2 separate regions of the Homo sapiens genome follow, and region 1 is linked to region 2. The links are chromatin loops, found by intact Hi-C in ENCODE. Cell type or tissue: prostate gland. All regions are shown on one strand. Links, peaks and the distances in the headings refer to the core of each region. The heading gives the core; the rest is flanking DNA. Region 1 overlaps BMPR1B (bone morphogenetic protein receptor type 1B). Region 2 has its middle 210 kb from the start of STPG2-AS1.

Region 1 (2,932 bases), core at 112-2,611, 2.0 Mb after region 2:
GACCAACAACATAAAACTTCTAATGAATATGTATGACTGTAGGAACATGAAATTCAGTCATTATTAAGTACTTGCTATACTTGACTACACACCAATTGAAATGTGTCAAAGAATTCCCTGTAAATAAAATCTCAGCATGTTTTCTAAGAAGCTTTCTGTTTGGGGAATTCAAAAATGGGCACTAATGACTTTTGAGCAGTGCTTTCCAGGAGGTCAAAGGCCTGTTTCCTCATACATAATGGTCATAGCACTCTTTTTGTGATTTAACAATCTACACACTTTTATAAATAAATATTATGTTTCATTTAGTACTTTATCATCCATAATATCTTACTCTCTAATCCACATAATGGAGTTGTGCCAGACTCCAAACTGAACATAATATTTATATATACATATATATTTATATATATACACACATACATAAACTATAAACCTGAATATCTTAGCATACAAAACTTATCTAACAACTAATAATTTAGGATTCCTTTGAGAGGGAGGGGTTAGAAGAAACTCTTCTTAGTCTTTGAAATAGTCCTGACAGTAAGCAATAAACAACATTATTAATTTCTGGGTTCTCATTTATTCAAGTGAAAGACAAATAAAATAAAATTCACTTCTGAGCCACTAGAAATTTTGAAATCATAAAGGATTATTGGGAAATGAGTAGTCTTTAAGAACAATTTAGTGTTATCTAAGTAAAGTGGATTTTGGTAAGATACAGAGAAAAATCTATGCATAAATAAATTCTTGTTTCATTGAGCAACTATAATCGCTAAGTGGGTCTTTTTAAGTATCTCAGGAATGTTTTTAAAATATTAATAGTGAATAAATTAGATTGAGGATAGGACCAATCTTTTCCAAAGCAACCAAATATAATAAGGAAGAAGTTTGAAGACTATTTTAATTTCTTCCCATCCTTCATTGGAACCAACACCTCCCTAGAAATCTAGCTTAATTTCAAATCATCACCTCCTCACAAAATATTCTGATTTGACGTTATCCACGTTCAAGTATTTACCAAAAAGAAAACATAATTTTATCTACAAGGTAAGCCCAACCTCACTTAAATTTAGGAAAAACCCAAGAAACAAAAACATGACCCACTTAACTGGCATAAATGTTTACCTGTTGTTTTGTAGATGATCTGTTTAGAGGCACTGAAGTTTCTCTTCAAGGCTCAGATGATTAGTCACACTTAGTTCTAACCATATATTCCTTCTAGGCTATCCCTAAGAATATAACTGACACAAGAGAAAGGAACCTTTACATTATTATTGAGGTTATTTTTAATATCAATTGAAGCAGCGTTCTGATTACAGTTCTACTTGTTTTCTAACTGTTTTCACTCTTTAAAAACACAATTTTTTTTTTTTCAATTTCAAGGATTACGAAATTCTTCTGTCTTAGTTACAAACAAAATGCAGCTATGAAGCACTGGGAAGTAAATGCAAAATATAGAAAGAATCTTCATGATTCTCCCAAACTGTAAGCACAGCTCACAAAGTCTCATTGCTTTAGAATGTTTTCTGGATGAACAAGTTACCAGCTGCAAACCGACTTCAGAAGTGAGGAAAATGTTTTCTCATGTTTCATGTAGCTGTCAAATTTTCAAAAATCCTCCATCCTTCAATCACCCAGTGGGGAAAATGTGTTATAAAACACTGCCCCCTGGAGTATTCTGGGAGGAATGTCTTAAAAAAAAAAAAAAACAGCAAGGAGAAAGTACTTTCAAATTCTTTACTAACCACTAACAGAATTTCTAAGAAGCAAAAGAAAACCACAGAAAGGAAATGTATATGAATAAAGTTGAGCAGGATGTGTACAACTTTAAACTGTATTGTATTCATGTTGCTAAACAATATTGGCCTTCTCGATGATTTTATTCATGTTGCTCCAAAGTTAAAACCCTGTAGAACTAAGTAGGTGAAGAGATATTTTGTATAAGTGCCACAGAAGAGAAAATATAATAAATTAAATAGTGAATTGAGCATCACTAGAATAAAATAAAATGAGTAGGCATTCCTAAGATGTGAAATGATCACCTAAGATATACATGCTCCAACCATATTGATTTTAGAACAAAACACAGCAGCCCATAACAGTTTGTGGCCTCTACTAACTGTCCTCTGCTGTCCCATCTAGAGGTTATGTTTCTCTATTTTTAAAATAAAATGTAGTTAAATTAGCCTGACGGATGTTTCCTCTCTATCCCTTATCTCAGACACATACAAAACAGACAGACAATAACAAAAAGACATCATCTTTATCTGTACAAAATAAGGTATGCACACTTTTTTCTTTGTGCTTCTGAGATTGGCTCCTTTGCATATATAAGATACAAGCCATCTGCACGATCACCCTCATTTCCTATCTTTGTTGACATGTTCCTCTTACAACACAAGAGCAAATTACCTCTATTTGAAAGCACCCTGTCTTCAACACAGCTCATGACAATTTTATTTAATATTGATCCTTTGAATGAGAGATCAAAAGCATGCACAGGTCAATCCTCTGCACATTAAAAAAAAAAAAAAAAAAAAAAAAAAAAAAAAGCTTTCTTTGTGTTTAATGAAAAGGGTTTTACCATGAAAGAGATGCCTAACTCAATCAGAAACAGAAGTGGATCTGAAGAACACCTATCAACAATTACTTCTATTAGAGTCACATAAACCTTCATTTGTTCCATATTGCCTGAAGCTGCAAAAGGCCACCTGCAGGAATTCCAAATGTGGTCCTAGACAGGCGGTGTTTGTACCCAGTGCATTCACATTACCATAGCGGCCCCAAATGCAGGGATGGCCAAAGTGGTCTGAGGAGGCCAAGACGGGGTGGGGAGTATGTTTAAGATGAGTTCCGTTCTATGTCCTCCAACTTAGACTGTCTTTTGGTTCACAGAGTGCAACAATATTTTACCAATGGAAAAACAAGT
Region 2 (2,932 bases), core at 114-2,613:
ATGATGAGCATTTTTTCATGTGTCTTTTGGCTGCATAAATGTCTTCTTTTGAGAAGTGTCTGTTCATATCCTTTGCGCACTTGTTGATGGGGTTGTTTGTTTTTTTCTTGTACATTTGTTTGAGTTCATTGTAGATTCTGGATATTAGCCCTTTGTCAGATGAATAGATTGCAAAAATTTTCTCCCATTCTGTAGGTTGCCTGTTCACTCTGATGGTAGTTTCTTTTGCTGTGCAGAAGCTCTTTAGTTTAATGAGATCCCATTTGTCAATTTTGGCTTTTGTTGCCATTGCTTTTGGTGTTTTAGACATGAAGTCCTTGCCCATGCCTATGTCCTGAATGGTAATGCCTAGGTTTTCTTCTAGGGTTGTTATGGTTTTAGGTCTAACATTGAAGTCTTTAATCCATCTTGAATTAATTTTTGTATAAGGTGTAAGGAAGGGATCCAGTTTCAGCTTTCTACATATGGCTAGCCAGTTTTCCCAGCACCATTTATTAAATGGGGAATCCTTTCCCCATTTCTTGTTTTTCTCAGGTTTGTCAAAGATCAGATAGTTGTAGATATGTGGCAACTGCCTTTATCTTTAATCCTAGTAGTAAAAGGTGAGCTTGCCAATAGATAATAATTAGATAGTAGTATTGTTTATATGCATTTGGTGATGAAACTAGCTTTTTATTTGTGGAACAACCATAATAGTGTGAGTTTGGAATGCTGTATCCTTTGTAATAATAGCAATACTCTTATTTGTCTTCATATAGTATTGTAACTGGGCCTTTTACCATTACACTTATTTTAGCATAGTGGCTGATTATATTTTCGGAACAGTTTGGTGGTAATGTATACAGTATCAAACTTTAATATTCAAATGATACTCTGGTAACTTTATAAATACTAAACTGAACAAAGTAATAATGATATCTAAAAGAATAGCCAAGCTTTTTTAGTAAAGTTCTCTTATTTATCTTTCTCTTCCTCAGATCAATATCTATGCCTTTAAAATCTACTTCCTGGAAAAACACTTTATTATTAATTTCTGTGCATAATTCAATGGAGTCAATTCTGACACTTTAAAAAAATCTGACAGCAGGTGCTAAAATAGTTTTTAGGAAATAATATTACCAGATGTAGGAAAACCATAGTCATCACTTACTACCAGAAATTTTTCATTTTCCACATTTTAGAAAGGCATGAGATATCCAAATGAACTGGGAACCATGCAATTTTCAATTTATGAATTTGCTTCTCTCATTCATAGGTTCATAAATTTGTTTCACTCTCTAGAAACATGGAAACAGAAAATATGAAAAAAAAATTCTTTTTTAAAATTTTTAGTCCTGTACATTTGATTTCATAGAAAAGAAGGAACAAAGTAGTCAGAAAAAGAGAGATGGAGAGTGGGAGGGAGAATGAAAAAAGAAAGAAACCTAAATTAAAACTTTAACATCCAACTCTGAGTTGAATTTTGATTTAACCTACTAATACCTTGATTAAAACTAAAATGCCCATCACATATATGAATGTCTTTTGTTCCCAACAATTTACAGCATTTTATAGCCTATTTCATTGCATCATAAATGTCATAATAACCAAATGTTCCATGAAATGTCATAAAATGACGTGAATTACAGCTATCATCTAGGTCTACATCTGGAAAATCCAGTTTGTGGCTCAGGCTCAGGTTATGTGCTTTTCATGTTTCAAAATCTCTGTGTACTGTGACACTGAGTTAATTAATTTTACTTTATCATCCAAGTGTACTGTGATTCTCTCTCAAAAAGCAATTCATTAGCTTGGAGAGTACATACTTAACTGAATTAAGCATCTTCCAATCATGAGGCTGTTATTTCTTTAAATATCAGCTATTTAAAGATTCTTAAAACCTCATCTTAACAAGACTTTCTGGCATGCTAATTCTTTACAAATAATGTTTCATTTTCAATATTAGAACATGTGCTGCTCTGAGACTTATTAAGGGGTATGAAGTTTTATCATACTGTTCAAATTCAGTAACGAATGCCATGTACTTTGGCCACCCTATTCTCCCAATATGCTGTGCGTGCCAGAATGTAATTTGATGGTTTCTTAAATGTGAGTAAGGAAAAGGGGAAAGAATCATAATGATGCTCTTTACGCAACTGTGCTGCCTACGCTTGCATTACTAAACCTATTTTCACAAGTTGATGATACTCCTTAGCTTTGATTCAACTGGAAATTTAACCTGGTAGCTAAGAAGCAGTTTTTAAAATATTAGTTTTTGATATATATTAACATTTTAACATTTTGCTTCTCTTTTTTCTTAATCCAAACAGGAAAATGATGATGCAGCTTATGGACTGAGAATTAATGCATCTGTTAATTAATTCAATAAGTATTTATTGAACCTCTACAGAATCTGGGCATTGTGGCTTTGAGTATGAAATAAACACAGCAAATGTGGTTTCTTTCTCCTTCACAACACTTAACCGGGAGCTCAGAAAACAAACATATATTTATAAATCCATTTCTAAGTGTCTGACTTTGGTAAATTAGGGCATTTTCTACAGAATTTCATTTTCCAAATCTACACAGGAATAAAAATGTAAATATTTGAACCAGGCTTTTCAACTTTTAATGCTATTCTTACTCCTTTCTACCTTGTAAATTTTCCCTACTCTTTACCATTGAATAAATTACAGGGAAACTAACTTATTCCTTCCTTCCCTGTGGTGTACATCCTTGTGGACAACCAATATAATTGTAATAAAGAATACATTGCTACGCTTGGTTTTCAGTCTTACTCAGCACACTCCTGCTTGGAGAGAAGAGTAATGAGTAACTGAATAGTAATACATGTCCTGGGCCTCTGCAGGTGAAGTTTCATCATATAGAAATGTTAGATGGTGTGGAAAGATCAATGAATGCTACAATATATATGTCCTAGGCCTCTGCAACT

The links. Hi-C counts contacts between places; a loop is a spot of excess contacts. Peaks named below come from ENCODE experiments on the same cell type or tissue, not always from the same donor. Only the 100,000 strongest peaks of a DNase experiment are listed, where the experiment ranks them.
Region 1: it touches region 2 in a loop (5-fold over the local background); 14 of 110 quality-filtered maps call a loop at or near these places.

What each region holds. Positions count from the first base shown.
Region 1 is chr4:95,155,099-95,158,030 of GRCh38, reverse strand. BMPR1B (bone morphogenetic protein receptor type 1B) reads right to left here. Exons shown (of 13, transcript NM_001203.3): 13 at 1-2,932. Among named protein-coding and RNA genes, the nearest start is that of UNC5C, 390 kb to the left of the region's middle. In prostate gland, for the core only: a CTCF peak has its summit at 1,645 (motif pointing left); no DNase peak of the experiment used is centred there.
Region 2 is chr4:97,158,532-97,161,463 of GRCh38, reverse strand. No RefSeq gene overlaps it. Among named protein-coding and RNA genes, the nearest start is that of STPG2-AS1, 210 kb to the left of the region's middle. In prostate gland, for the core only: no CTCF peak of the experiment used is centred there; a DNase peak (open chromatin) is centred at 1,643; H3K27ac peaks cover 855 bases.